Regions from separate parts of the Mus musculus genome. Here regions 1 and 2 are each linked to region 3. A link is a loop called in an ENCODE intact Hi-C map of the cell type or tissue named here. Cell type or tissue: heart. All regions are shown on one strand. Each heading gives the region's core, and the rest is flanking DNA. Links, peaks and the distances in the headings are about the cores only. Region 1 holds the start of Hjurp (Holliday junction recognition protein). Region 2 has its middle 11 kb from the start of Hjurp. Region 3 holds the start of Usp40 (ubiquitin specific peptidase 40).

The links. Hi-C counts contacts between places; a loop is a spot of excess contacts. Peaks named below come from ENCODE experiments on the same cell type or tissue, not always from the same donor. Only the 100,000 strongest peaks of a DNase experiment are listed, where the experiment ranks them.
Region 1: it touches region 3 in a loop (3-fold over the local background); 6 of 42 quality-filtered maps call a loop at or near these places.
Region 2: a loop joins it to region 3, with 2.4 times the contacts of the local background. A loop is called at or near these places in 6 of 42 quality-filtered maps.

Annotation. Positions count from the first base shown.
Region 1 is chr1:88,271,464-88,282,014 of GRCm38, forward strand. Hjurp (Holliday junction recognition protein) reads right to left here and starts at 6,116. Exons shown (of 8, transcript NM_198652.2): 1 at 5,911-6,116; 2 at 5,756-5,822; 3 at 3,579-3,634; 4 at 1,266-1,302. The coding sequence starts at 6,006. In heart, for the core only: a CTCF peak has its summit at 6,262; DNase peaks (open chromatin) are centred at 2,538, 4,408, 6,158, 6,818 and 2 weaker places; H3K4me3 peaks cover 2,544 bases; H3K27ac peaks cover 2,184 bases.
Region 2 is chr1:88,283,104-88,293,654 of GRCm38, forward strand. No RefSeq gene overlaps it. Among named protein-coding and RNA genes, the nearest start is that of Hjurp, 11 kb to the left of the region's middle. In heart, for the core only: CTCF peaks have their summits at 1,976 (motif pointing right), 4,706 (motif pointing left) and 6,994 (motif pointing right); DNase peaks (open chromatin) are centred at 458, 2,008, 3,578, 4,748 and 4 weaker places.
Region 3 is chr1:88,003,287-88,013,837 of GRCm38, forward strand. It overlaps Usp40 (ubiquitin specific peptidase 40), which reads right to left and starts at 5,265. Exons shown (of 32, transcript NM_001198573.1): 1 at 5,152-5,265; 2 at 3,939-4,156; 3 at 961-1,028. The coding sequence starts at 4,137. In heart, for the core only: no CTCF peak of the experiment used is centred there; a DNase peak (open chromatin) is centred at 5,175; H3K4me3 peaks cover 1,558 bases; H3K27ac peaks cover 1,776 bases.

The DNA.
Region 1 (10,551 bases), core at 1,801-9,800, 270 kb after region 3:
TAAAGATTTAGAACTCTCAGCTCCTCTAGTGCTATCCCTACCTGGATGCTGCCATGATGATAATGGAGCAAACCTCTTCTTGTGAGCTAGCCCTACTGAAATGTTGTCCTACGAGCTGCCTAGGTCATGGTGTCTCTTCCTAGCAATGGAAACCTTCACTAAGACCCTACCCTTCATGAGGACCAGCGTGAGTTCAGTTCACAGCACGCATAATGGGTGGCTCACGACCACTGTAACTCCAGTTCCAGGGAAATCTGAAACCCCCTCATGCACAGAGCTTAAAGGAAAGAAGATCCCTTCGTGCCCAGGATTGCCAGGAGCCTAGAACCCTGGGCAGGGAACTATGGCTAGGCAGGCTAAGGGAAACACTGAAACACCCCAGGGTACTCATGGCCCCACATCCAAAGCCGCCCTTAAGGAGCCATTCTGAATAGCTTTGAACAGCAGGGGAGGCTTTGCAGCTAAGTGTTCGTGGAGAGAGGATGTGGATTAATACCAGAGAATGAGGAAACCTTGCAAGCAGCCATCACCACCTTCTCTCTGCTTTTACTTGGGGGAAAAAAAAAGTCTTCCCAACTCCCCTTCTGTGACACAGACTCACTATGTAGCTTTAGCTGGCTCAGAACTTACTACGAGACCTAGCTGGCCTCAAACTCACAGAGCTCTACCTGCCTTTGTCTTGAAAGTGCTTGGATTAGACGTGTGCTGCAGAGTAAAGTCCTAAGGATGGACTCTGCAGCCAGGATAAACCCTGGGAGGACTCTCTGGGCAGCGGCAAACCCAAGCCAGCAAGGGGGAGCACCTTTCTGGAATCTGACTGCAAAGGACTGAATGGAAGAAGCCGGGGAGACAGGAAGAGCACAGCCTGGGAGCCCTGTAGAAGGGAGAGAAGACAGACACTGGCTACAAAGGTGTGTGTGTGTATGTGTGTTGGGGAGTGGGGATAGGGTGTTCCTTTCCATAGGAGCTGGTGCTCACATCACCATCCTTAAGGGCAAATCCTAAGACTCACTAAACGTTAACACCACTGCGTGAGACATGGCTCCCCATCTTCCAAGGACCTAGGAGGACATACTGGGGCAATTTACGATAACTTATGTTTTTAAAAATACTGCTTAGCAATCTAGATAAAACATAAACAGTGAGGAACTCTTGTGGGTACACTGCGGCAGTGGAGACAAGTGGGCCCTGTCCCTACCCTCCCTTTCTAATAAAGCAACACTCATTGGCTCCCAGGACTTGTGTACAGGGTTATCGATACTCACCACCTTCTGGAGCTTGCCCATTTAATCTGTCAATCACCTTCACAGGAGAAACACAAACTTGATTAAGTAACAGAACGTTTCTAGCCACTGTATATCAAGATATTCACAACCCTTGCAGGACACACAGAGAACAGGAAGTTTTATCTTCCTGTACCTGTTTAATAAAGGGCCTCAAGACTCCCAGAGGTAGTGGAGAACTCCAATGGTCACAGAGAGAATGCAGCAGCATTCAGGAACTCACAGGGCTGACCTGGGATCTATATGCATCGATGCACTGTGTGTTTATGGCCACACAGTGGCTTCTGCAGCTCTTGCTGGGTGGAGCCAGCATGCACTGCCCCAGGGAAGCCATTTGTGCTTTCTAAAGCCTGTGATCAATTGCTAGGCTCCATTAGGGCATCAACAGGTGCTTCTTAGAGAAAAGACTGCCACCGGGAATGGTGGTGCACGCCTTTAATCCTAGCACTTGGGAGGCAGAGGCAGGCAAATTTCTGAGTTCGAGGCCAGCCTGGTCTACAGAGTGAGTTCCAGGACAGCCAGGACTACGCAGAGAAACCCTGTCTCGAAAAAAACAAAAAACAAACAAACAAAAAAAGACTGCCTACAGTTTTACAACAGCACGGGGAGCAATGTCCTTTCAGGTGCTAGCTCTACGGGTGCTAGCCTGAAGTGGCCAGGTAGCACTTAACTGATCCTGCCTCCTGGACCCCAAGCAAGCTGAGACCCCAAAGTTCTGTGGTTTCCAATGCCTGAAGGGCAGAACTTTTGACATTCATGGGAGCACCCCGCCCTCAGAGACCCCATATTGCTTATTTGGTACCTACAAAGAGAGCCCACAACAAACCAGCATGGGGCAATGGAGAGTCCACTCTAACTTCCTGCCTTCCACAGTTCTCAGAGTGGCATATTGGAACCAGCATTAACCCTTTGTCTTGGGGGTGGAGGGGATCACCAATAATAAACCCCATTAATACTGTGGGGTCCCCAGCTGTAACCACAGGCTATGCGTGCCCACTTTTCTAGTCTTCAGAAAAGCTCTAGCATTTCTACAGATCTCAGGCAGAAGATCTCCTACACTTTAAACAAAAACCTTAAATAAGTATTCTTGATACCAGGACTACCATCCTATCACTGGGCTGTTAAAGAAGGAGGTCTCTGTATTTGTAAAGACAGCACATTCTGTGGCCTTGACTGAAGATGCCACAAGAACTGGGGCACGCTGCTCCATCAATCCATGGAATATACCAGGTGTGTTCATTTCCACGCCTCTGGTGGCTTCCCCCATGACAGAGCTGAACAGCAATATAAACACAGGACTGCCACATCCTCAAGTACTTACATCTTCACAAAGCAAGAGTCACAACAGAGAAAGGTGCCAGGGCCAAATGCCTTGGAACTGATGAGCTACACAGCCAGTTCCAGGTTAATTTGGGTGACAGTGTGAGATCCTGTCTCAAAAAAAATCGAAAGGCAGCTACACTATGTAACAGCTGATGATGACGACAAGAGCGCCTTGGGAAGGGGCATGAGGTAATTTCCAGACAGACACTGAGGTGGTACGAGTGAATACATCCACAGCAGCCCAGCTAACCTAAGATTATTATAGCCAGTTCTGCCCTCCTATGGCTATAATAATCAGCCAAGGAAGCTTAACTCCAGAACTGCTATTAATGCTGTGTAACTTAATTTTGATGTTCCATTCCGGGCAATGGGTTTCCCCAGGAACCATGGTTGCCTGAGACTCCGTTAGACCAGGCAGCTTTTCACTAATCACCAGGGCAAAAGGCCAGTCTCACAGCAGGAAGGCAAAAGGTGTTGATGCCACCCAGAAAAGCAGCATTAGCTGTATTTACTAGCAGTAAAGCCCTGGCACCCGGAGACCCTCAGTCTAGGGGCACAGAAAGGTGGAGGCCATGCGATTCTGTACGAGATCTCCTCCTCCTCTTTCTCCATCCTGGTTACAGAGGAAGAAAAGAGGCATTGTTTTTTTTTTTTCTTAAAGGAAATGAGATTTGGGCGTTTTTGGTAAGGACCCAACTAAGGAGCTCCCTCTAGGACATTCCCTGAGAGTCCCCAAGCTGGTCCAGCATCGGTACACATGGCTTGCTGTGGACTATGATGAAGAAATAGCAGACAAGAGCCAGGAGGTGGAAGAAACACTTCTCAGTTTATCTTCACACAGGAGGGGTAAGGGCAGAGGAGGAGGTCATCCCATCACAGAGCACACCGGCCTCCGGGCTCTCTGGCGCTGGGATGCAGTCCCACCAACACACTAGAGTAAAGCAGGAAGGCGGCAAACCTGATGGCAAATACCTGAGTGTATTCCTTGTCTTCCTTCTTCATCAGCTTTCCTCCCCAAACTCTCAACCCTTAAGAAACAAAGGTGACAATTGAAGAAGCAATCTGAAATGCTCGCATTTCCGCTTAAAACGCTTTGATGGGAAACCAAAGCGAAGGAAGCGAAAGGCAAGCAAGCGTTCAGAGCAATCCAGGCATTGGCAGCGCCGTCAGTCAGTTTGGTGAAGGAGAAAGTTTTTAAAAAAACCAAGATTGGACAAACTTGTCACTAATGGCAGTCTCTCCTACCCAGAAGGCAGCAGGTCACCCAATTCCACCATGTACCTGAGGGGCTAACACAGCTCATATTCCAAATACATACTGTTCTTAAGTTATATATTTGGGAGGTAGGGGGAGACACGTAGCATACATTTAACCTCATCTTGGGAGTCAGTGCTTTCCTAGGGCGATCTAGAAGCCCAGGACAGAGAAGCCCACGTACAGAGAACTCTGGAGCTTGAAGGAGCGCATCAGCCCCGTCACCCCCCAGCTAGCAGAACCAGTGAGGTACACTCAGTCCTTCTAAATCCCTCAAGGAAAACACAAGTTACTTAGAAAAATGGTGGGTCTGGAGATTTCAGATTATATTATTATAACAGAAACAGAAAAAATAAATTACACAGCACCCTCTATGCTCCAGGTTTTAGCAAGGACACACCGTTTCGTATTTGCAACCCGTGTGGCATGTAACTCCCATACCCTCTTAAAAGCCCACAGGACAGACTTACCATGTCCACTGTACAGACAGATATGCGAAGAGGAAAGTTCAGATGACTAACCCAGCTCTCTGCTCATGAAGTGGAACCAGCATGTGAATTCTGGGAGGTCTGATAGCACTGACCACTGTGGGACATGACCTTTCCAGAGGACACTGATGCTCAACTACAACGGCTAAGTCAAATCAAGGCTTTGCTGAATGGCCCTCTCCGTGGAATTCTACATTTAATCGCATAAAGTGCTAATGTTGCATGTTTGAAACTGAACTCTACAATACGTGCTAAGTGCATGCCCAGGTGAACTGTCAACACACACAAATGATTCCCTCCTGTTCTCTGCAGTTAGCTCTCTGCTCCAGTCTCCACCTTAAATCTGGACTTCAGTCTACTGCATGTTAGGAAAGGCCGCGCCAAAAACGTGTCTCTCAGAACAATCAACAAGATGAGGGATTCATGGCAAGCTTGCTAGGACATAGATTTGTTAACCGACAACTGCAGCCCTAGGTGTCTATGTGTTGGCCAGACCTCAGGGAGGGCTCTTATACCAACTTGTATAGTCTCAAACTCTTCAGCAACTTCACTGTTCTCATATAACTGACATCAGTTATATATCACTGACAGAATATATCATTGAAGACAGATGGGCAGTCCAAAATACTCCAGACACTGCCTACCCCTTCACAAACAGCCGCAAGAGCACAGAAAAGCCAAGAGTCAGACAGCACACTTATGGATTCCTATATTGCTGTGTCCTGATCCCATCCAGAGAAAAGCAACCTCTTTGTAGAATTAGTTCAGTTTCTGCTTATTTAAAATGCTTACCCAACACGTGCCCTGAACAGCCAATAAGACAAAAGACAGACTGCACTTGTAGACCCCTGGCAGACTGTGATCCGAAATCCGATTTTATCAATAAATTCAGACAAACATCAGGGATGGGTCTTAGGGAAGGATACGACCTCATCAAATAACAAACTTATCCCAGTTAGAGAACCGATGAGGTTTAAGGTAGTAAGTACACTCACAACATTAAATAAAATGCGTCAGAGGTGGCAGATAATGGGGACTGTCCAAAACAGATGGGTCTACATTTATACAGCAAAGCCCATGAGAGCGGAGCAGTCCTGGGTGCTGTTCCAATGGCCTGACAGGTACTCTGGTGATGTTATACACAACCATACGGCTTACCCATGATTGTCAACATCCTTATTTTACAGAGTCACTTGTACCGCTAATCAATTAGCTCGAACTTCCATGCCAGGCATTTTAAAAAACCAGGCTGCACTGTGTCTCCAGGCATTTCTTTCAGAGAAATTAAATTGGAAATCAGCAACTCAGGGATTCAAGGTCCCTAGGAGCAAGGGGGACAAATGCAGCATTGCAAATTCTAGGCCCACTGTTCTGGCCCAGTGCCAACAGGAAGGGAGGGCTTCGTACCCTGGGGCGTCTCGTAGGTTAACGTCCTCATCTCCACCAACGGGTCGTCCTCAAAGGGCTGGTTGTACTGCGGGGAAGGGAGAGCTGGTCAGACTCCGGGGCGCTGGATCCCCGCCCACCGCGCCCTGCCCGCCTCGGCCGCCGTCCCAGCCTACCTTCGCTATCAGCCGCTTCATTAACGTCTGGAAGCGGCTACTGCTTTCCTTAAGCTGCTGATGCAGCCTGCGGTCCTGCCGACCCATAGACTCCATGGCGTACGTGGCTCTCTGCCCGGCACTGCACCCGCCCAAGCCCGTCCACAGATCAAACGTGGCGCCCCGCGCGCTAATAGGGTCTTTCAAAAGTATTTACGCAACCGATCCTGCCCGCGTTTCCGGCCGCCGCTCCCAGGGAGCACTTCCGGTGGAAACGAGAAGGGGAGGGACGAGAGGGAGGGTCCGCCGGAGCGGGTGGAACATGCGCATTACTTCATGCGGCACTCCCGCGTCCCCTAGAGGCTTCTGGGTGAGTTGCCTGTCAAGGCTCCTTCCTGGATCTACCAATTTCCCAGCTCTTGGGAAGGCTTGGGGAAAGCCAGATCCAAATAACGGTCCTGAAAGGAGTCTGGAAAGCCAGTGTTCAAAAACAAGACGCGTGTAAATGTGCTGAACGATATTATAAACGTGACAGAATCTGTGATTTTTATCCTAGGGTTTTAAAATAAACTTTCTCTCCCATTTCTGATTATAGGCTGTTTCTTGATTGTTATCTTGTTCCTTGAGGGGGTAGGTAATTTGGTGTCCATTTTATGAGGGCATTTACTTCGATTAACATTTTAGAACATTTTCAGAATTTTTGGGAGGGGTTGTCTTCTGGCAGAGCTGGGGGATTGAACCCCACTAGTTGGTTTTACTGTGACTTCATAACAGCTACATTTGTTTGCGGGTATTAACGTGATTATCACGATATGGGAATTAATGGAATCATTACTGAGTATCAGGAAGTCCCTTGAGGTGCCTCTCTACTTCTCAGCCTGCCCCCATAATCTTTTCATGCTGTCCCATTGAAACTGAGGGAGGGAAGAAGAGCTTCCAGGCTCATAGACTGTGGATGCCCACGCAATGTATTTGCAACAAGCGCGGAAGTCTCTTTCAAGATCCTGGGCTTCTGGGAGGGCCGTCGGTCGTCCGACTCTCCTGGGATTGGATGGCGGTTGCCTCATCCAATCTGTCCCTACCCCAGTATGAACCTGTTGCCTGTGGGGATGTGAGAAGGTGTTGCTTCAGAACGTTGGTGGTGGCGTCAACTAGATATGCTGTTCTGTCTCCTGAGCACCTCCAAGCCTTCCCCATCCTGATGGCTGAACTTCTCTGCACTGCAAGCTTAAAGTAAAACTTTCCTTCCTTATTTTGCTTTTTGCTAGGTGTTTTCTCACATTAACAAGAAAATATCCGAGACTCTGTCAATTTACAGATAATTTTGACTTCACATAGATCATTCACGACTACTGTGTTAGAAAGAGGCATTAATAGCTCATCAAAGTATGTTTAGTCAAATAGGCGGAGAAGGTTTCAGAATACTGATTGTCATTGAGAAAAATCAATTAAAGCATTTACATATACAAAACAGAACAGGTAATTTGGCCCAAATACTTATGAAAGTTAAGAGGGACCAAATTAAGTATTAAATAATAATAAATATAATATTGTAATAATAAATCTTACCAAGGGTTAATGATAAGAACATTTAGTAAGAAAGCCCTTCAGGGAAAAGGACAAAGGTCAGAAATTGTCAACAAGAGAGGAGGTGCAATGGGCAGTGCTCTGTCTCAAAACTAAGTTAAGGATGAGCAAGAACAAGGTCTGAGGGCGGACATAGGAAGGTGCCACATTTAAACCTATTGCTTTGTAAGTTAACTTACGAAAGTTAAAAGGGACCAAACTAAATAGTCATGTCCAGTCTAGGAGGTTAGCATAATTAACAACAGCCACAAATATTAACTATCAGGGTGAGCGTGAGGAAATGGATCTCTAACCCTTCAGGAGAGCCTTTGTTATGCAATGTTTCCAGAGGAAAGTGCAGCATGGTGTAAAATGGGCTTTCAAAAAACACACCGTACTTTGATGCCATGGGTCAACATTTTGAAACCTAAGCAATGAAAGACCTTGGCAGGAATTTAGCCTGGGGGTGTTTACAAATCTCTAACCACAGTATTTAGTATTGTGAGTGTGCTGGGGATGAGAGTGGGGGTGTGGGAGTGTGTGAGGTTCCATTAAGTTTTGAAGAACTGCATTCATTGACATTTAGAATGACAGGACAGAGAGGTCTCAAATGGAGTTTCTAAACATGTTTTGTACCGGTACTTTAAAAGTGTCTGTGTTGTGGCTGGAGATATGACTCAGCACTTAAGACCCGCACAGCTCTTGCATAGGACCCAAGTCTGGTTTCCAGTACCTTTGTCAGGATGTTCACAAAAAGCCACAACTCCAGCTCTGGGGGACACGTTCTGACCCCAATCGGCACCCACACTCACATGTAGAAACCCCCTATACAAATTAAATATAAGAAATCTTTGAAAATGTATATTGTTAAAGAAATGTTAGAGGCTACAAATGGTCAAGGTCTGAGTGCAAAAAATGTTCCTTGCAATCTTGTGTAAACTAGGGAAAAGGGTAAGTAAGATAGTGGGAGAAGAGATAAGGTTTGTGTAGACTCTTGGTCTTATTTCGGCACTGCATGATAACAGGATTGAGATAACGTTTTAAATCACTACTGATTTAATTGCCTGTACCTAGACCCTTGTCTCTGTTAATTTTAAACTTTATGTATGGCCTTGCTATAACTGCATTCTGATTTGCTTTTGTTAAACCACTTGCTTGCTCTGCCTGCCCAGCAACAAATATTGTATAAGAAAGGACTATGTTCTCTACCCAGTGTGTGCCTTCTGCCGAGCAGAGTGTTGCCTGGCCGTAATAAAGCTTTCTGGACTCTTCACTGTTGTGGGGGTCAGTCTGTTTTGTGAGGTGAATTGCCAGTGATCTCATCTGCACATAACATCTGTACTTTCACGATGCGAGTATGCGTTTATGAAAGCGTTTCCAGGATATATTCATATCAACGATGGTGTGATGGAACACTTTTAGCATTAGTTTTCTTCTGCCACGTTTTCCAGAATGGGTGCCTGTCTGTGCAAAAATGAACCTGTGTTATTCATGGAACAGCGAACACGGACAGGCAATCACATATTTTCCCCTTCATCATACAAATCAGAGTCCTTTTATCCCAGTGGGACACACGGAGGCTCCAGACATTTTAACCCTGACTCCACAGAGCTGGGTCACGTTTTACCATCACGGCCCCCTCACCCCCGCCCTACCAGAAGTGTGGATTTCTTCCCCCAGAGAAAATGGGGCTAGGGCTTCGGTGATACTTCTGCTCCACCTTCATGTGGTAGAAAATTGCCTTTTCTCCTCACCTTGGGCCTGTTTTGCAGAACAAACACATTCTTAGGGTCATAATTAATGTGGCTTAATGGGCTACACATTTTAAAAACCAATGGAAGAATTTACATTAAAAATAGAACACAATTAGATCGATTTGGGTGACCTATTTTTAATCAACCCCATTATTTATGGGTCTGAGAACTCTCATGACATCTTTCTCTGAAGCATGCAAAGGCCAGCCCTTCCTGCATTATATGTGAATAGTTTTCTAACTGGAGGCATGAGATTAATGGATAACTTCCCAAACACCCCTTTTCTTTTTTATTTTCTGAGATCACGTAGTTTATACATATTTTTTAAAAATAAAAGATTTATTTATTTTTATTTATGAGTACACTGTTGCTGTCTTCAGACACACCAGAAGAGGGCATTGGGTCCCATTACAGATGGTTGTGAGCCACCATGTGGTTGCTGGGATTTGAACTCAGGACCTATGGAAGAGCAGTCAGTGCTCTTAACCGCTGAGCCAGCTCTCCAGTTTATACATATTTTCAAGCCCCTCAAAAAAACTATCTACTGTAGGAAAGTTCTGGGTTTACCCTCGAGCCTCTTTTCTTGGTCTAGCACCCCAGTGCAGTTCTTTCTTCATCCCACACTTTACTGGGGTGTTCTAGTTTCACTCCTGTTGATAAAAGGCATAGCAACTCAGGAAGGAGAGGGTTCGTTTGTGCCTACAACTTCTGGTAGCAGTGTATCACCGAGGGAAGCCAGGACAGGATCTCAAGGCAGATGCTGGAGCTGAAACCACTGTTGCATCCTGTGTTTATCACAAGACATTTCAGATGTTGATTTTTGGGCATGAAGGTTGAGAGAGTGAGAGCAAGAGCTAGAAAGAGAAAAAGAGGGGGAGAGAAATGAAATATTGGAGCCTTTTCAAACCTCAAAGCCCACCCCTAGTGACACACCTCCTAATCCTTCCCAAACAGTTTTATCAGCTGGGAACCAAGTATTCAAACATATGAGCCTATGATGGCCATTCTCATCCTTTTTTTCTTTTTCTTTCTTTTTTTTTTTTTGGTTTTTCGAGACAGGGTTTCTCTGTGTAGCCCCTGGCTGTCCTGGAACTCACTCTGTAGACCAGGCTGGCTCAAACTCAGAAATTTGCCTGCCTCTGTCTCCCAAGTGCTGAGCTTAAAGGCATGCGCCACCATGCCTGGTGGCCATTCTCATTCTTAAATGGAAAAAGTAGCTGAAGATTGAATTTCTACAAAAACAGTAAGGTTTACATTTCAGAGTCTCTCTTTGTGTGGCTGCTCTGTAGTGTGTTGACTTGACCCCTAATGTCATGAACATCTTGGTAGTAAAATGTTCTAC
Region 2 (10,551 bases), core at 235-8,234, 280 kb after region 3:
GCTCAAGGTCCCCAACCCCTTTCATATGGACTTTTGAAGAACATTCCAGATGCAAACCATGGCGTCCATTCTGAGCAACCCTCAGAGTTATCAGTGAGTCTCATGATGCTCTTATTACATGTTTTGTCTTGGATAATATGATGGGATTGACTGGTGGCTCCAAAGGCAATTTACTTCCATTTAGTAATAACAGTAACATGCCCACTGAGTAGAATGTGCTAAGGGCTTTGGATCTATTGATCTTTTCATTGTCTCACTAAAGGAGGGAGGTGACTTGTGTTGAGATCCCAATTCCGCAATCTGTAACCCAGGCTACTCTGGGCAATGTGTCTGAGTCTCAGTGATGCCATTCGTAAAACGGGGATACTATTGCCTTTGTAGAGTGATGGAGATCGCACCATTGAGACAGTGCTTGGTACCAGCAAGCTGGTTCCTAAGGAATGTTGACTCCCTAACTCTGCAGGCATGGGGCTTGAGAACAGGCACCAGGGAGAGGCTGATTCTCAGCCACACTGCAATGATTGTCGTGGGATGGACAGGAAGGCATGTGTCAAGCCGGTTTGCAGGGAGGAAGAGAGGAGTCTGTAGGTACCTTTTAAACTTTCCATCTGAAATGCATTCTTTTCTGAGGTCCAAAAGAGCTACTAACTTATTTCAGAGAATAACTCTTGGGTCTAGCTTTCCAGTTTCCAAAACAGCAAATGGAGACCGAATGGTTATTAATGCAAATCTGAGGGCAAAGATTTTTAAATGTCTGTGGCACAGGGCCCCAGCTAAATTACTTTCCCTTCTGCTTTTTGGAGGACAGAACACTTGCATTTCCAGTGCCTGCTTTCTGTGTCCTTGTTCGGCTATTACTGCACACCTACCGTGTTACCCACAAGGCCTAATGGACCACTTTGCCCCAGAGGGGTCTGACAACATCACACTTCTTTGCCACAACCTTGAAATGACCAGAACAGGGTACGATTCTTGAATGTTGCAGCTCTCCTTTTTACTGGAGTGTGAGGCTCTTACGAACCTTTCAGACAGCTTTGAGAATCGGGGTGAGGAAATTTCCACATCACCCCCCTTGGGTTGCGTTCCCACGAGGAGCTCATCTGTTGAAAACAGAGACGCAGTTCTGAGTCCCATTTATGTGGTGGTGGTGGGGGAGTGTTATATACCTGTTAGGATGTTTCTCAGCCTCTAATCGAATGCACATCATAGGGAGAGGTCACACCGTGTCTGATAAGGTCACAGAGAGTTCAGTTGTGAAATCAGCATCTGGTCGACTAGGGTGAGCTATCCCATTGCTGCAGAGAGCAGGTGGCAGCAGGAGACTTTGCTCCATTGTTTATGGAGGATCATAGAGCTGATAGGTTCAGAGGTGAGCCCATGGCTGTGCCAGACCATGAGACCTCAGCACTACTCACCTGCACGGATCTTGTCTACCATTCTACCATCCTGGAAGTGAGAAGGGTGGAATCCAGAACGGTCTTAACTGCTATAGTCACACACAGCCCTTGAAGCTTGTGGCCATGGAGCATAGGAGTAAGCATATGTCCCTTTCCCTCTTGGCTGAAGGGGACAGAGCAACGGACAGTGCCACAGCTGAGAGGGCTCCGTCAGGATCAGTGTCATGAGTGTCTTTGTCATCTTTATGGTTGCAGAAGGTCAGAGAAAACATCTCTGAAAAGTCGGCATGACGGTCATGAAGCAGACATTGACACAGTTCCGCAGAAGTGGGTATGGCCTGCTTGGGATGAGCCCTTCACACTCTGGGATGAGCATACTCTCTCTCTTATCTTTGCCTGTACACATGGAGGCCCACTGTATGCTGTGTTAGAAATGTGCTGTCATCTTAGGCTGATTTCCCTGGGAAGAGTGAGTCTCTGAGATTGAATTTAACAAAAGCCATTTATTTGGGAGTTCAGGGTGAGGGTTGGGGAGGAATGGTTGAAACTGGCACTGGGCTGCTGCTCACTCAGTGCCAGGCCACTAGGGGGCTCTAGATCTAAGTGAGCTGCCTCAGGGTTGGCTTTAGACCAAGATGGCAGGTCTCTGGACACCTGCGAGGACCAGTCTCCTGGCTCCATCCTCTTGGGCCAGGGGATCTCTTCCGTGGAAGCAACCCCCAATGGAGCTGCATGACTGACGGCGTCATTGTCACCTCAGCAGCCAGGGCTGCTTTCCACACGCCAAGGGCTTCTCCCTCACGGATGCTTTAAAGGATCGCGGGAATGTTTCAAGTTTCAAGATGTTCATATTTCTAGTTTTAATTATGTGAATATGTGTGTCTCTCTGTGCGTCTATGCACCTGACCTGTGGAGGCCAGAGGCATGAGGTCCCCCGGAACTGGAGTTACAAGTGCTTGTGACTGAGACAGCCCAGTGTGGGTGATGGGGACAGAACTGGATCCTCTTCAAGAGCAGTGCCTCTTAACCACTGACCCATCTCTCTAGCCTCAGTACATTTTAAATTTTAAAGTTGAAATAAAAACGGATTTGGTACAGCCTAGATTGATTAAGTCTTTATAAAGCCATAACACTATCATTTTTGCATCTTACCCCCTTTTTTTATTGTAAGAGGGGAGTCCATGAAGGCAAAAATAATGGTGTGAGTCACAGTGTGGCCCCTGGAGTCTTTCATCAAAGGATAACACTCTTCAGAGTTGCTGAGTTACACAGTTGCCTCCGGCACACGGTTATTCTAGTTTATTAAAAAGATTGCTTTTTCTTCCTGTCTTACTAGACCTTTGATCTAGTCAACCACCTGCCAGCTACTGCTGCATTTGTCAGTATGTCTGTCCCGTGTGTTTGTCCTGTTTCACGCCTTTGTGTGTCTAGTGTTAAGAATTAGCGTTTTTAGCTTTCCAGTGCTAACCAGCCCTGCAGTATCCTACTTTGCCTTTTTCTGACATTGGGTTTTATTTTCATTAATCATCAAAGGAAATACTGAAAAGAACACAATCGGTTTGGTGTGAGCTTCTGTGTGTCCTTGTAAACACAGCTTCTGTTCTTGGTGCCTAAATTCTTGTGAATCAGCATTGACAGGCAGGCAAGCAGACAAACACATGAACAATGAGAGCAGGCAGACACACGTGAAAAGCAAGAACAGGAGATTCACAAGAGAATCAAGGAGCATGAAGGCATTCGGGTAATGGACAATGTAGGTTAAAATAGGGGGTTCCAGATCAGTCCACACACTACTACATGAAGCCCCAGATGGGACCCCAAGCACAGCACAATCCATGTGTTGCACACCAGTGGAAGCACTCCTGTACTTCTACTACTTAGAAGGCAGAGGCAGAAGAAGGATCAGGAGTTCAAGGCCATCCTCTGCTACACAGCAAGTTCACAGGCTAGCCCAGAATACGAGAGGCTTCGACTTAAGAAAGAGACACACATGTGCAAAAGCTAGTTCACTATTCAACCCCAAAGTGTCACAGAGCAAATCCCATGCTGGGAAGCACGCGATGAGAGAGAAGCATGCGCTGCCAGGCATGCTAGGCGTGTGAGAAGATCTACGCATCACCTGGATGGGCACGTGATGGCTGGTAGTGCCAGTGATGCCCTGCAGACTACGGGGTGCTCTCATTCTTTACACCAGGAAAGCTGGCTAGCACCACGGGAGGAGAAAACAGAAGAAGATGAAGAGAGAGATGCATGGTGGGAAAATTTCCTGGGTCTCCTAAAGTGGGAAGGTTTCTCAAAAGAACGACACGCAGCTAGAGAGAATCCGGTGCAACTCTTGGCTGAGCCCTCAGCAGATGGGGAGAGGAGAGTGAACAGCAGAAGAAAGAAAAGGTAGAAAATCCTGCTAGGGGCCTGGAGCCAAAGAGGATCATGGGAGCTATAAACTCTAGTGCAGAACTCACAATTTTGATGCTTGGATAAACCCTGATGAGGGTGACCTGTTCACTGTCAAGGAAGACCGTGCCAAATGCCTGCAGGCTGTGGTGCCCTTCCGACCCGCCCCACGAGTCGATGAGGACCTCTAAGACAGTAGCGTCAACCCTCCCGAAAGTCAGTGAGCCCCTGCTGCCTCAGCCACAGGTTTCAAGGGAGAAGTGAAGGAGCATTGCGTGTGGTGCTAGCATTTGGAAGGTGCCTTCTGAGTGGCCAGCATAGTTCCCGGGGCCTGCAGCAGGGTAAGTGCTTTAAGCCATTCCCGGCTGTAGGGTTTGCACACTCATCCCAAGGAAGGGCAGAGGAAAGCATTTTTTAGGATATCCACTCTGGTCTGGATGAGAAAGGCAAAGGGTCTTCTAGGTCAAGACCGCAGACCTTGGAGTGTGAGAGAGAGCAAAACAAACAAACAAACAAACAACCCAGTCTTCCTCCCCTCAGAGTCAATGCTGAGTGTTTATAGCATAGCACAAGTGAATTTGGGGGCCGCCATTGGTATTATCTGGGGTGAGGATGAAGTGGCTGGGAGGACAGAAGATGGCTAGAGTGATTCAGTTAACATTTGGAGCCAGATTGGAGAAATGATGAAACAGCTAGCTAATCATTTATTTGACTGTCCAGATATGCTACCTTTTTGAGAAATTTTATTGGCTGAAACTAGAGAGTGATTAAGAGTGTCGGTTTCTCTTCCAGAGGACCCAAGTCTGATTTCAGTTTCCATTTCAGTTGAATATTCACCCCATGTAGCTCCAATTCGAAGAGTTCTTGTGCCCTCTTGTGGCCTCCATGGGCACTGCATGCAAGGGCTCATACCCTGCAGAGACACACATAATTAAAAATAAAATAAACCTATTTATTGGCACGGTAAAAGCAAACCATAAGGACTGCTTCAAAGCTGCGAATGCCTGAAAACTTCAACAAGTGTTCTCTCCCCGAGTTCAGCAGCATGAGGTCTCAAAAGACAGCACTGGTTCCCCGGTGACCAAGGCTGCCATGTTGGAGCTGGAGATTGACTCAAGGGAAAGTCATTCTCTGGACAGTGCACATAGACAGACATGTCCTAGAGATGCTAATTCTCAAATGGCCAAAAGGCCCCGCCTTTCAGTTATGGTGTTATAAGTATCCATTTGCCCATTAGAGCCATTCACTGAAGAACTGTGGGAAAGCCCAATGGGGCAAAGCAGGCAGAAGTGGGCCTGTGCTCTTAGGCAGGAACTCCTGTGGACCTTTGCCTTTTGCACTTTGAACTCTGCAGTCATTAATGCTGGAGTTTAGTCGATGACAAAACAAGCCTTATCAAGTCAGCCTAAGAGTTGGCTGACCCCCAGGAACATTGGTCTCAAGTGGTTAACTCCCCTATCAGGGTAGTGATCCCTTTGCAAACAGAAAAGCAGATATTTCATATTAACCAGTGCCAGCAATCAGTGTCCTCCATGGTTTCTGCCTTCACTTTCTGGTTTGAGCTCCTACTCTGACTTTTATTTTAGGATGGACCAAGACCTGTAAGCTGAAACAAACCCTTTCCTCCTCTTAAGTTGCTAGTGGTCATGGTGTTTGTCATAGCAACAAACACCAGGCTAGAACAGCTGTTCTCACTGCTTTCGCCATCCCTCAGCCTCTCATATATTCATCTGTTTGCTTATGGTCATCCCCTCCTCAACCCTACCCCACCCCTGAAAAGAATGGCCAGGAAGCCCCTTCTCTTTCTGTGCCTTCCTGCTTTGAATGGTGTCTGGTGTAGGGGTAGAAACAGTGATATTTCCTCAATGAACAAATGAATGCAAACAATATATTATGGGCTGTTCTAAAATAGGATTGTAAGTCTTGGAAATACATCTGACATTAAAATGCTCACGAAACATTAAAGTAGGACAGAGAAGATGTGAAATACACAGGCGTGAGTGGCCTGCTTTTAGAACATGTGCCCATGTGGCTCTTTCTTCTCCTGGGGCACGCACTGTGGCTGTAACTTTTGCAGTTGAAGGTGTTATGACCATATCAGTGTAAACTTCTATTTCTTCACAATGCTGTGGATGGCAGATTTGTCTTTCTTCTGTTAAGTCTTAGCAACATCATCCATACAACTTTTTTCTCATTAAGTCAAGAACCTTTGCTTTTGTTTTTGTTTTTTTTTTTAATGTATAACTTCTCTATGACAAGATTCAATTATCTGCATCACTGCTTTTTGTGGTCTGGTGCTGTGATTAAGTCAAAGAAGAGTAGCTTGAATGTAAGCCCTACAACATTGGTGAGACAACCAGGATGGGTACCAACAGGGCTAGCGGGAGGGTAGCATATACAGTTCAGATACACTGGACAGAGAGGTTTGTGTCCTTAGCAGGATGGATGGGGGTGGCATGGCTTCATCACACTGCTTAGCCCAGCATGTGATTTAAAATGTTCAAATTGTTTACTTTTTGAAGTTTTCCACGGTAGTTCCTTCCTCCAGCATGGAGTTAAAGGTGGAAGCTTAAGTGTATTTCTGGGTTCTCTCCATATCTATCTATCTATCTATCTATCTATCTATCTATCTATCTACCTACCTACCTACCTACCTACCTACCTATTTACCTACCTACTTATTGTCTATTCATCTGTCTGTCTGCCTATTTCCTACCTATCTATCTATTTGAGGATAATTCATTAGAGTGATTGTGATGTGTTTATACAGAGCATCTACAAGCTTTAGACCCTGGGTTCTTGAGCGCAGTCTAGAAGTCCCAAAGCCTCAGAACTGGGGAAGCCAATAGTGGGGCTCTCAGTCCAGATTAGAGGCTAATGGACCAGAGGGTCAGTTAGTGAAAGTCCTGAAGTCAAATCTAGAAATCCTGGACTTCTGTTCCCAGAGCAAGAAGAGAAGGATATTCTTGGACAGACAGACAGACAGACAGACAGACACACACACACACACACAGAGAGAGAGAGAGAGAGAGAGAGAGAGAGAGAGAGAGAGAGAGAGCCTGCCTTTGGGAAGGAACACCTCACAGACACAGAGTAAGAAGTCATGCTTGATCAGCTCTCTAAATATTTCTATTTATTTTTCCTTTAACAGTGATTTATTTTTATGTATATGAGTGTTTTGCCCACATGTCTGCAGCATGCAGTGCCTGTAGAAGCCAGCAGAGGGCGTCAGTTACATACGGCTGTGAGCTGCCATGTCTGTGCCGTGCCCAGGTCCTCTGGAAGAGCAACAAGTGCTCATAACCACCGAGACATCTCTAGCTTGTCTAGTTCTTCTTTAAGTCAATCCTATTGGCACTGGAAATGAACCATCCCAAGTGACCTGGGCTTAAAAAGCAAGCAAACAAACAAACAAACAAAAAACAATTTTAAAATTTTAATTATGTGTATCTGCTTGGGGGATGTATGCACATAAGTGCAGGTGCTCTAGGAAGCTACATTCTAATCTTAATTGGGATCCCCTGAGCTACAGTTATAGCTGGTTGTGAGCCTCCAGATGTGGATGCTGAGAACTGAACTCTGGTCCTCTTCAAGAACAGAGCTTCCTCTCTAGCCCCCTGATCTGTTTGTCTTTATCTTAAGCTCTCCAATGAATGCAATGTATATTAGGCTTGAGAATCACAACATTAATTCATTCTGTATTTCACAATGCAGAAAGCATGCACCATCTTCAATGTATACCCATTGTATATGGATACAGGGACTGATGTCAAGCAACTTGCCCCAGGGTCAGTCACACAGATAGACTGTAGTGAACCTTACCAGAGCACAGGCAGTCAGACTTTGAGGCTGATCTATCTGCTCCTACACTCTGCATGCAATGCCAGATGCCTCAGCTTAATGCTATTTATTGTACCATTCGACTGAAATATGAACCCATAAGAGAGCATCATATATTCAAAAGTACTTGATAGCAGACAAAGAACTATTTAAAGATGATAAATGTTATTTCTAGTTTTACTACACCCCATTTGCATCTATTCTACTGAAGGAAGAAATTTGAGACTTCATCAATTTTATACGTTCATTTAAAATAAGACTCAGGCTTTCAATCCTGTTCTCCTCCTCCCCTTCCCCTTCCTCTTCTTCTTCCTTCTCTCCTCCTCCTCCATCATCTCTATTCATGTAGCACAGGCTAGACTCAAACTTGCTATGTAGACAAGGATGACCTTGAACTTCCGAGCCTCTCTTGCCTCACTTCTGGAGTTCTTGGATAATAGATGTGCATTACCATGCCTGGTTTATATGGAGCTTGAGATCAAAGCAAGGACCTCATGCATGCTACACAAGCACGAGTCCTATCCCTAGTCCCATTTCTGTTATCTTTCCAGGCGATTATTATCATCATCAACACTAATTATATTAATTTGAAATAAAACTGCCCCTGTCAGAAAGTTAAGGGAAGAAATTTGAATAAAAATAATGCCCGGTGATTTGAACCAATGAAGCACGTCTTGTGTCTAAGCATGTCATCAAGGTGCAGTTTTCTATACTACAGCAAGGTGTCTTTGCTGGCTTGGGTAATATTTGTTAATTATAACATATATGCTAAGCCTCCTCTGTGCCTGCCCTGGGTATCCCAGATTGTCCAAGATTTTCCAGGCTTACTAGAATTTACTTGTGGGGAGCCTGGGGAGCAATGCCATGGTTACCCTCCTAGTGATTCATGGCCCAGAGAAGTAGAAGATGAGACAGGACAGGAGCCATCTTAGAAGGGTCTTCAAAACAGCAAGTGCTTGAGTCGGATCCTTCCATAACCTGATAAGGGTTATCGAGGCCAAGAAAGCAGAAGAGAAAAATGCTGAGGTGAGAAAGTAATCCAGTAATTCACAAAACAAGGAGAAGAAGAAAATGATGAAAGAGCAACCTGCCATGAGGGTCAGGTGGACGGACAACTGGTCAACCACAAAGGCTAAAGGGATTCTGTAAGGTGATTTGGGATTGAGTTTGTTGACACAGCCTGGCAAAAAGGTCTCCCAGTCTTTGGTCCCATGCAGTGAGCTCACCTGGACATGAAAACCACCATCCCTATTCATGTTATGTTACATACAGTCTCACGGAGACATCCTCCCCATCTTTGCAAGAATCTGTGTTCTGTATAGAGAAGCCACTTTAGTTATCATTAATCGCTTAAAACCAGAAAACAGTACAGAGGTAGAAAGAACAGTACAGCACTGGCACAGCATCACAGGAGACAGCTATATCAGGCCCCTGTCGGCAAGCTCTTGTTGGCATCCACAATAGTGTCTGGGTTTGGTAGCTGTCTATGGGATGGATTCTCAAGTGGGGCAGTCTCTGGATGGCCTTTCCTTGAGTCTCTGTTAGACTGCACACAAGGTTTCCCCTTGCCCCAATGGAGGAGCTAGAGAAAGGACTGAAGGAGGTGAAGGGGTTTGCAGCCCCTTTGGAGGAACAGCAATATGGACTAACCAGTAACCCCAGAGTACCCAGAGACTAAACCACCAACCAAAGAGTACACATGGAGGAGACCCATGACTCCAGGTGCATATGTAGCTGAGGATGGCCTAGTTGGACATCAGTGGGAGGAGAGGACCTTGGTCCTGAGAAGGATCGATGCCCCAGTGTAGGGGAATACCAGGTCAGGGAAGCAGGAGTGGGTGGCTTGGTAAGCAGGGGGAATGGGAGGGGACAGGGGTTTTTTTGTAGGGGAAACAAGGAAGGGGGATAACATTTGAAATGTAAATAAAGAAAATATCTAATAAAACACACACACACACAAAGAAGGAGAGAAAAAAAGTACAATACAGCAGTGAGCTCAGTGCTGGATCCGAGTTTTGAATTTGCTCAGTGCCCAGGGCTTGAGCATTCTCCACTTGCTTTTTGTGATCAAATGTGATGAAGGAGCCTGAACAGGGTCCAGTCTTAAAGGCATGGGCAGGTTGCCCAGTGAGTCAGGACAGTTCCTCCTGTGTCCACCACTTTGGGTCACCAGAGATTCTCTTAGAAAGACAATCTTTCATGGGACTGAAGAAGAAAAGAGCAAAAAATATGTTGCAAAAATTCTCAGCATAACTTTAGGTGGCAGAGGATGAGGGCAATAGATGCTCATTCAGGATGGCGTGTGATGGGGTCAGAGAGATGGCTCAGTGGTCATGAGCACTTTCTGATCTTGCAAGAGGAGTCGGTTCCCAGAACCCACATGATAGCTCAAAATTGTCTCTAACTCCAGTTCTAGGGGATCCAATGCTTTCTTGGCCTCCTGGGACATTGTATGCACACACAAGCAGGTACTCACATATACACATAAAATGAAAATAAATGTTAGTTTAAAAAAAAAAGATATCTGGGAGGTGAGTCAGAGAATCAAAAGCTCAAGGGTATCCTTGGCTTAGTGAGTTCCACGACAGCCTGGGATCCATGAGGCTCTCTCTTATTTTGGGGTTGGGGAGGTTGAAACACAATTTCACTGCGTAGACCAGGCTGTCCTGGAACTCACTTTGTAGACCAGGCTGCCCTCCAACTCACAGAGATCCACTTGCCTCCGCCTTCCAAGTGCTGGGATTAAAAGTGTGTGCTACTAATCCTGGTCATGAGACCTTATCTTAGATTTTTTTTTTAAATGGGCTTTCATTTCAACTGCTGATTTTGTTTTCTTTTTGTGTTAGTCATAGGGGAAAAAAATAATCCAAACAGAAGCTATAGTCTGTCCCTCTAAAGAGCACACTTGGGCACCCAGTGC
Region 3 (10,551 bases), core at 1,191-9,190:
CAGAACACTAAGTTGAGAAAATACTGGTCTCTAGGGTTTCCCCTCTGTATTCGGTGCATGGTAAGTTAGTGCACGGAATGAATGTTCTAGTCAGCTAGCATGGATAGTTTACAAGTCTCTCCTTTGCCTTGAAAATAAGCGCAGCAAAGCCAGGCATATTTATAATAGCAGCAATAGCAGCATGGTAGTTGGAAAAGCTATTCTTTTGTGGAGAAAATTTCATTGCTAATTATGAGGCAAGCCATTGTCAATGAAGATGATACTTTGTAATAAATGTTTTCTATGAATAAAGTACTTAATTCTTTCCTTAAAAAACATTTCCTGGACTAGGGAGATAGCTGCAGTGGATAAAGTGCTTGCCACATAAGAATGAGCATTGGAAGCCGGGCGTGGTGGCGCACGCCTTTAATCCCAGCACTCGGGAGGCAGAGGCAGGCAGATTTCTGAGTTTGAGGCTAGCCTGGTCTACAAAGTGAGTTCCAGGACAGCCAGGGCTATACAGAGAAACCCTGTCTCGAAAAACCAACCAATCAACCAACCAAACAAACAAACACCCCCCAAAAAACAAAACAAAACAAAACAAAAAAGAATGAGCATTGGAGTTCAAATCCCTAAGTACCCACTTAAATGCTGGGTGGGTGTGGTGGCCTGCCTTAATCTCAGTTCTCAGGAGGCAGTCAGGATCACAGGGACAACTGGGTTAGGGAGAGAGCTGAAACAGTACAAGAGAGAGATCCTACCTCAATGAATAAATAAGGTGGAGCATGATGGAGGGAGGACATCAACCCCTGGCCTGTACATGCACATACACACACCTGTATGCTCACATGCACACATGTGCACACTTTCCCCCAGCAAACATGTATTTGCACAGGCATGCACACAACACACAAACACATGCAAAAACCCTAAACAAGTCCCAAATATTCTAAGAGACCCAATAAATTATACATTTAGTACCTTTGCATCAGGTTTATCTTTATCCTCTAAAGAACCCAGCTCTTCCGGACCAAGAGAAAATAAAGCTTCTAAACAAAAAAGGAGAGTTAGATATGTAAGTGATACGGCTTCTTCTTAGGAAACTGTTTAAGAAGTCAAGACCCTCATTAAGCAATATCAGCAAAAGACTTAGAAGTGACTAAGGCAATATTTATCTCCTTTATCTATACATTTCAAATTCTTTTAAGATTTCTGTCCACCAGATCTAAGGACAGATATCAAGTGACACTTCAGTATGACAGATCCACAGAACATAAAAACATAAGCAGGCAGAGCATTATGGGACATCCTCTAGCACTATATTCCTGAGGCAGAGGCAGAAGGATCTTGAGATCAAGGCCAACTTGGTCTCTATAAGATTTTGCCTCAAAAAAATCCAAAGACTAAGGTGTAGTTTAAGGGTAGAGTCCATACCTAACACTGCGCCACCCCCTTAAAAAAAAACCCTATAAGCATTAAAAAAAAAAAAAAAAGATTGGTTTTCACTGTCTTTGGCTATGGGATTCAAAAGCTATGAGGAGTCACAGAAGACAGAAAAATGTCACATGTGAGGCTGCTAACCAACCATTCAAGTTATGGACCAGGCTGGACGTCTTCTACCTTGAGACCCTTCCCACCTCCCTTTTTTGGTGTGTAAATGTCTTTCTATGCAAGTAGTAAGACATGGCAATGACCTTACTTGAAAATGAAGTTGTCAGCCCCAGCACTGGCCTCCAGTGTTTTGACACATTCCACTGAGGTAAGTGATAAACGGAGTGAATAGATCTCTTTACTGAAGAACATTGGTGCCTACTCTGCAGAAAAGCCTACAGGGTAAGGAACAAAACCACTCATTTCTAGTCTAGCCTCCCACTGTTCCGCACTGCAATGTACTGGAAATAGAATGGAACACCACTCCCCACAAAGGACATTTACACAAAACATCCCCGTTTCCCTCTTTCAGTATCTGTTCCTCCTTACTCTTTCCAGATTATACCTGCTCCTCTCTTCCACGGCAGGACCATGCTGAACCATGCAGAGTGCACACTGCATCCAGTGCCAAACTACGTGCTTGAAGACATGCGAGAAGCTTACGGCTCTTGCTCTCTTCTCTTCTCTTCTCTGCTTGCTCTTGCTCCCCTTACCCTCTCCCTCCCTCCCATCCCCCTCCACGTTCTCTCCACATGCTCATGGCCTGCCTCTACTCCTCTTCTCTCTCTACTCCCTCAATCCTCCCCCCCACCCATTGCCCTAAATAAACTGTACTCCATACTAAAAGAGACGGGGAAGGACTTGTCTATTCCTCTCAAGCTCCTGGTATTCTCCATGATCTACTTTGATTCCCCCCCCCCCTTCTCTTTCTCTTTTTGGGGTTTTGAGACAGTCTCACTAGATAGCCCAGGCCAGCCTTAGACTTTTAATCTTCCTGCCTTAATCTCCTGTGTGTGAGACTACAGGTGTGTGCCATATAGCTACTATTCAGTTTCTTTTTCTTCATTTTGTTTTGAGAGAGGGTTAGTCTCATGTGGTTTTGAACTTGGGACCCTTCTCTTGCTCCACCTCCTACATGCTCTCAAGTCTGTTCTTAAGGCTATTTTTTTTCTTTTTTTTTCTTTTTTTTTTTTTTTTTACTTTAAGTTGCCTTTACTTTAAGTTGCCTTTTAACTTCAACCCTATTAAAACCTGGAAGGTCTATATCCTTCTTCATTACTGCTTAGTAATGCTGAAAATTCTGAAGAGTAGAATTACTATCAGGAGGCAACTTTATATAGAGGCTGAGGTCAAGGACACAAGATACCACTCTGAAATCTGTCAGTTCACTGCATTAGAATGGCACACTAGATGTGGACAACAGTAAATATGTCCTAAATCGCTAGAAAAATAAGTCTAGCTCAGAGAAACAGAACATTCCAGAGATCTGATAAACGGTGTGGTAGTGAGAACTCGGCATTTAAGTACAAGCCAAACCAGACTGTCGTCAGAATAGACATGAGCTACATATTCATGAATATTTGGACACCGCCCCCCCCCCAATCCGGATCATGCACAGGTCAAACAAGGCTCATGCTGGAATCAAAGGACACAGAGATGCCAATGAAGGAAGCTGGAGTGTAGAGATGGGAATGGGACAAACATGTTGAGAAATAGGCAAGAAATAAAGGCTTTGGTGAAGACTGCCTGGCTTCCAGCATGTGGTTTCTGGAGAAATAGTCTGTCATCTCGGTAACTCACCACAGCCGTCTAATACAGCTAATCTGTGTAGGTTTTTGTTTCTGTTTCCTTTACAAAGCTCCTTACTTCAATTCCTTTGGGTCTTTGAAATTCATAATTTCCAGGTTTTTGAGTGATGAAGGAGGTGTCTGTACACTATTTTTCATTCCTATCAAGGTCTGGGGCAGACAATGCTAACTAAACAGATTAACATTCCTGTTGTGAATATATTAGTGTTCATACTCCTGAGAGAACTAAAACTCCCAAGAAGCCTCAGCCAGGTTAGCTTCTGAGGCCAAACAAATTCAGTACAGATCAGCTCAGAATCAGAGTTCTCTGAATCTCAGAAATGCAGATATGTAACTATGGATGTGTATAAATAATGTGACAACTTTTCCCACTGCAGAAGTCAAGCTGCATGTGTAACCCTGTCTTAAGTGACCGTTACTCTGGAGAAAGATGAGAGAATTCTCTTTATGTTGTATTTCAAATTATGGGAATTAGAAATACCTTGCCTTGTTTTTGCTGCTGTTGTTATGAAACACTACATCACTACACAGAATAGATTTTTTAAATGGTAAGCTTCATAATTTTCTTCAGAGAACGGCAAATATATGTCTTTCTTTGCAACAATGAAACACATATTGTTGAATCCACCTTAAGATTCGTTTTCTTTTATGTTTTTTTCATAACTAATTACATATAAAGCCCACGGTACATATTATTCAAATGCATGTCACATAGCATACCTCTGAATTCAGGTGTGAAATGAAGCGTCTGAAGAAGGGAGCTGAGGTAACAGGTTCCACCCTGATTTCTGATTCCACTTAAATTGGTGAATTCTCTAGGGGCAGGCGGCTCCAAACCTTTAGTCTTTAATTTCTTCCCTCTTCCATACTGACTACTTGACACACTGGAATAATCCTCTTCAAATAGGTTCCCAAACATGGTGGAACTAAACGCTATCCTTTAAAGAAAATATGTTACATAAATGTTTCCATTCTTTAAATGTACCTCCACCCCCAATTTTCTCTTATTATTCGAGCGTAGCTGTTTTGTTAAATCGTTCTTCAGAAAACACAGTAGTTTGTGTTTTGGAGAAAGCGAGACCTGACTTGTCTTTCCTACCTACACGGGGTCCTGATTAACCTGTGTGATCCTGGACAAGTTATTTTAGCTAACATTTACTTCTATGTAAAATGGGGCTGCGTATTTTTCATAGGTAAATTAAACCAGTCACATGACAAAAGAAAGGTTACTGAGTACAAAGGGCTTGACCCACAAGAACCGATAACTATTCTTGGATTCCACATCACTAAATGAGGGGGGGGGGGAGAGAAGGGGAGGAGCCTTCATCAATTATGAAATCTCAGCTTCCCCCATCCCTTCATACACAGTACCAGATCACAGCGTTTCAGTGACTTAACCCTATCACATTAATCTTGACAGTAGTTTCAGCACTTTGGCCCTAAACTAGAGAGCCAGGAGTAAGTACCTTGAGGAAGAAAAACTCTGGTCATTAGAGCCATGGAGTCCAATGGCCTTCCAAAACATACCCAGGAATCCAACTGCAGAAGTGGGGACCTGCGGGAATCTGTTCTGTTTCTTGTGTGGGGAAGGGACATTTGGGGTAAAACGCTGAGAACACTCTCTTAAGTGATAGGAATGGCCAAAATGCAGTTTTCTTCCTTCCCAACACAGTCCTCTGAACAAAAGCTCAAGAAATGGAACTCGCGAGGCAGGCCTCGAGCTAGCTCGCGGGCTGGCTTCCCGTCACGCCGCTCCAGAGGCCTTGCCGCCCACCAAGCCGCCCAGCGCCCAGGAGCGCGACCAGGCGCGCGTCCCCGCGGCCCGACCCCTGACGCGCTGCCAGCAGAGGCCCGGCGTCTCTCCCCAGGCCGCCGGCGTCGTCCCTACGCTGCCCTCGTCCCTCCCTGCGCCCAGTTCCCCAGCCCCACTTACTGCCTATAGCCCAGACCCCCGCCCCGGCCACAGCACAGAGTAAACGAACTCGCTCCGAACGGGCACCGCCATGCCGAGGAGGCCGTGTCTCTGGAAAGTGATTTCCAACCACCCACCCCCACCCCAGATGCGACTACACTTCCCAGGGTGCGTCGCGCCACGCGGAGATTTATGGGTAGTTATACTGCTCTTTTTCCAGACGGCTTACAAGTTAAAATTTGTATTTATTGCTGCCTGCAAAAAGCGTTGGAGCCACATTCTGTTAGAGCTTTCACCATTTAAGTGGAGTATGTATTTATATAGTCTCTGCTCTAGGATAACAAAAGAACCTTAAAACAGTTTTTCCTCTTCAAAGTATATCTCTGATACAAAACTTGTGAAAATGCTCTACGTTCTGTGAACCTTCTTACATCGCCTTCAATCCACCTTAAGTAGTTTATATATAACCATGCAAGCATGTATGCACACAAAACTGTCTGTCCTGCTGGAGCTCTTCGGATAGGTTACTTCCCATCCTTTGCACAGACCCCATTTGTATCTCCCTCGTCTCCTCCAACCTCTATCAGGATGTGAATGAAGGAAACAGGTGAAATCTAATTTTTATTTCAGCTGAGAGTTTAAGAGATGGAGAACAGGAATAAAGATGGAGGGTGATGGGGGTTGAGGGTGGCAGAGTCCAAGTGACCATCAGTCCAAGGGATTTGTCTTTGGAACATTTGAGGGAGGCTGGTGTGGCTAGAACGCTGAGGAAGTGTTGGGAGGAAAGGACTGGAGATGACCATTGGCTAGGAATAAGGGGTCTGGGCCAGGAAATGGACTGGGAGAGTACACAGCTCTCAGTACTCCAGGTGGAGGACCACTTTGCTTTTTAGCAACCTCCCCTTCACTTTGCTTTCCTGGCCATATCTCTTTCTGTCTTATGGTACTTTATCCTCCTATTTAAAAATCACAGCTATACCTTAAACTTTTATTCCCTGACCAAAACTCAACACTGTAAGCCAAGATCCACAGGCATAGGTGGCTTCCCTCTGGGCAGCTATATCCCCTTACACCCATGTGCTTGTTAGTTAGGTTTTGATTACTTTTTTTTTTTCTTGGTAGGTTGTTTGTTTTTGTACTTTATTTTGTTTTGTTTGTAAACGGGACACAAGCTAGGGTCACATGGAAAGAGGGAACAGATGCTGAGAGAATACCTCTATAAGATTGGCCTGGAGGCAAGTGTGGGGACATTTTCTTGATGAATGATTAATGTGGGAGGACCCAGCCCACTATGGGTGGTGCCAACCTTGGGAAGGTGGACCTGGGTTGTATAAAAAACAAACTGAGTGACCCAGAGGGAACAAGCCAGAGAGCAGGGTTTCTCCATGGCCTCCACTTCAGGTTCTGCCTCTAGTCCCTGCCTTGAGTTGCTGCCCTGCCTTGAGTTCGTGATGAACTGTGAGCTGTCTGAAATGAACCCTTTTCTCCCCACGTTGCTTTTACTGGTGGTGTTCATCACTGCAATAGAAAGCAACCTAGGACAGCCTGGCCTCTTTGTTATGTTCTGACTCATAGTTCCATTCTACCACCTGTCTACGTTCTCCTTCTCTCTCTGGGGTCAACTTACTGCAAGTGGCCATACCCCAAAGTTATCTTATCTCTTGGATTGGCTTACTTTCTGTGTACTTTCTCTAATTCTGGGCACTCAACTGTCCAATCCCTCCCACCCACCCCCATTTCTCACACTTTAGGTCTCTCCATAGACAGTCTTGTCTACATTTGTCTGACCCACTTTATTTTCTGTTCCTTTGTAGTTAAAACTGTAGTTCATCCCATCCTTTTGATTTCTCTTACACAATGAGGCAATATCCAAGAACACATCAAAACAATCATCCATCCTGACCAAGTAGGTTTCATTCCAGGGATGCAGGGATGGTTTAATATACGGAAATCCATCAACGTAATCCACTATATAAACAACACAAAGACAAAAACCACATGATCATCTCGTTAGATGTGGAGAAAGCATTTGACAAAATCCAACACCCATTCATGATAAAAGTCTTGGAAAGATCAGGAATTCAAGACCCATACCTAAACATGATGAAAGCAATCTACAGCAAATCAGTAGCCAACATCAAAGTAAATAGTGAGAAGCTAGAAGCATTCCCACTAAAATCAGTGACTAGACAAGGCTGCCCACTTTCTCCCTACCTATTCAACATTGTACTTGAAGTCCTAGCCAGAGCAATTCAACAACAAAAGGAAATCAAGGGGATACAAATTGGAAAGGAAGAAGTCAAAATATCACTTTTTACAGATGATATGATAGTATATATAAGTGACCCTAAAAATTCCACCAGAGAACTCCTAAACCTGATAAACAGCTTCAGTGAAGTAGCTGGATATAAAATTAACTCAAACAAGTCAATGGCCTTTCTCTACACAAAGGATAAACAGGCTGAGAAAGAAATTAGGGAAACAACATCCTTCTCAATAGTCACAAATAATATAAAATACCTTAGCGTGACTCTAAGGAAGTGAAAGATCTGTATGATAAGAACTTTAAGACTCTGAAAAAAGAAATTAAAGAAGATCTCAGAAGATGGAAAGATCTCCCATGCTCATGGATTGGCAGGATCAATATAGTAAAAATGGCTATCTTGCCAAAAGCAATCTACAGATTCAAAGCAATCCCCATCAAAATTCCAACTCAATTCTTCAATGAAATAGAAAGGGAAATCTGCAAATTCATCTGGAATAACAAAAAACCTAGGATAGCAAAAACTCTTCTCAAGTATAAAAGAACCTCTGGTGGAATCAACATGCCTGACCTAAAGCTTTACTACAAAGCAATTGTGATAAAAACTGCATGGTACTGGTATAGCGACAGACAAGTAGACCAATGGAATAGAATTGAAGACCCAGAAATGAACCCACACACATATAGTCACTTGATCTTTGACAAGGGAGCTAAAACCATCCAGTGGAAAAAAGACAGCATTTTCAATAAATGGTGCTGGCACAACTGGTGGTTATCATGTAGAAGAATGTGAATTGATCCATTCCTATCTCCTTGTACTAAGGTCAAATCTAAGTGGATCAAGGAACTCCACATAAAACCAGAGACACTGAAACTTATAGAGGAGAAAGTGGGGAAAAGCCTTGAAGATATGGGCACAGGGGAAAAATTCCTGAATAGAATAGCAATGGCTTGTGCTGTAAGATCAAGAATCGACAAATGGGACCTCATAAAATTGCAAAGCTTCTGTAAGGCAAAGACACTGTCAATAAGACAAAAAGGCCACCAACAGATTGGGAAACGATCTTTACCTATCCTAAATCAGATAGGGGACTAATATCCAATATATATAAAGAACTCAAGGAGGGGGACTCCAGAAAATCAAATAACCCCATTAAAAAATGGGGCTCAGAGCTAAACAAAGAATTCTCACCTGAGGAATACCGAATGTCTGAGAAGCACCTGAAAAAATGTTCAGCATCCTTAATCATCAGGGAAATGCAAATCAAAACAACCCTGAGATTCCACCTCACACCAGTCAGAATGGCTAAGATCAAAAATTCAGGTGACAGCAGATGCTGGCGAGGATGTGGAGAAAGAGGAACACTCCTCCATTGTTGGTGGGATTGCAAGCTTATACAACCACTCTGGAAATCAGTCTGGCGGTTCCTCAGAAAATTGGACATAGTACTACCGGAGAATCCCACAATACCTCTCCTGGGCATATATCCAGAAGATGTTCCAACTGGTAAGAAGTCCTCCACATGTTCCACTATGTTCATAGCAGCCTTATTTATAATAGCCAGAAGCTGGAAAGAACCCAGATGCCCCTCAACAGAGGAATGGATACAAAAAAATGTGGTACATTTACACAATGGAGTACTACTCAGCTATTAAAAAGAATGAATTCATGAAATTCCTAGGCAAATGGATGGACCTGGAGGGCATCATCCTGAGTGAGGTAACCCAATCACAAAAGAACCCACATGATATGTACTCACTGATAAATGGATATTAGCCCAGAAACTTAGAATACCCAAGATATAAGATACAATTTTCAAAACACATGATACTCAAGAAGAACGAAGACCAAAGTGTGGACACTTTGCCCCTTTTTAGAATTGAGAATAAAACACCCATGGAAGGAGTTACAGAGACAAAGTTTGGAGCTGAGACTAAAGGATGGACCATCTAGAGTCTGCCATAGCCGGGGATCCATCCCATAATCAGCCTCCAAATGCTGACACCATTGCATACACTAGCAAGATTTTGCTGACAGGACCCTGATATAGCTGTCTCTTGTGAGACTATGCAGGGGCCTAGCAAACACAGAAGTGGATGCTCACAGTCATCTATTGGATGGATCACAGGGTCCCCAGTGGAGGAGCTAGAGAAAGTACCCAAGGAGCTAAAGGGATCTGCACTCCTATAGGTGGAACAACAATATGAACTTACCAGTACCCCCCAGAGCTTGTGTCTCTAGCTGCATGTGTATCAGAAGATGTCCTAGTCGGCCATCAGTGGAAAGAGAGGCCCATTGGTCATGCAAACTTTATATGCCCCAGTACAGGGGAACTCCAGGGCCAAGAAGTGGGAGTGGGTGGGTAGGGAAGTGCCGGGGGGGTGTATGGAGGACTTTTGGGATAGCACTGGAAATGTAAATGAACTGAATACCTAATTTAAAAAAAGAGGGGAAAAAAAAACAGGGAGCGATGGGGATGAGGGGCTTCTTTTCCAAAGCCATTTTGGTCAGCCTGATGATCACACAATGGAAGTATTGGGATCATAAGACATGAAGGAGTACCTGCCTCACCACATTTCAGTCTGTAGTTGGGATGAGAATACCAAATTCCTGCTGGGAATGTGCTAAGACCCGGTTGTAAAATACCAGGTTAGAACTTGCCTATCATGGGCTGTGTGCAGGCACTCCTCCCCTGTGATGTCAGATAGCTCCAAATTAGGGTTTGGGATCAATTTGGAGGATGTTACCATCAGGAAACTTAAAAAAGAATTCAGACTAGATGATCCTTGAAAGAACTCTAGCCAGGCATAACAAACATTTCATCTGTTAGCACATCCCGTAGTAGGAAAGGGGTTCTTGATAGCCAGTGCTTTACAGCAGTGCTACTTAAACTATCTGGTTAAGGAAAAGCAAGAACAACTCAAATTTATTATTATTTTATCATAGATAATAGAGACTGTATAAAAGAGAAAATTTAAGACCCCTGGTGATGGACTTAGTTGACCAGGCAAGCACCCATTGCTATGAGAGTGTCATCATGGGTGCTGCATCAGCTCCTTGGTTCTGGAACCTGCACTGTGTGCTGGAAACAGATCCAGAACAGCACTGGTTTGGACTTGAGCAAAAGACTTTAAGACTTAAGCAAAAGACTTTGCGT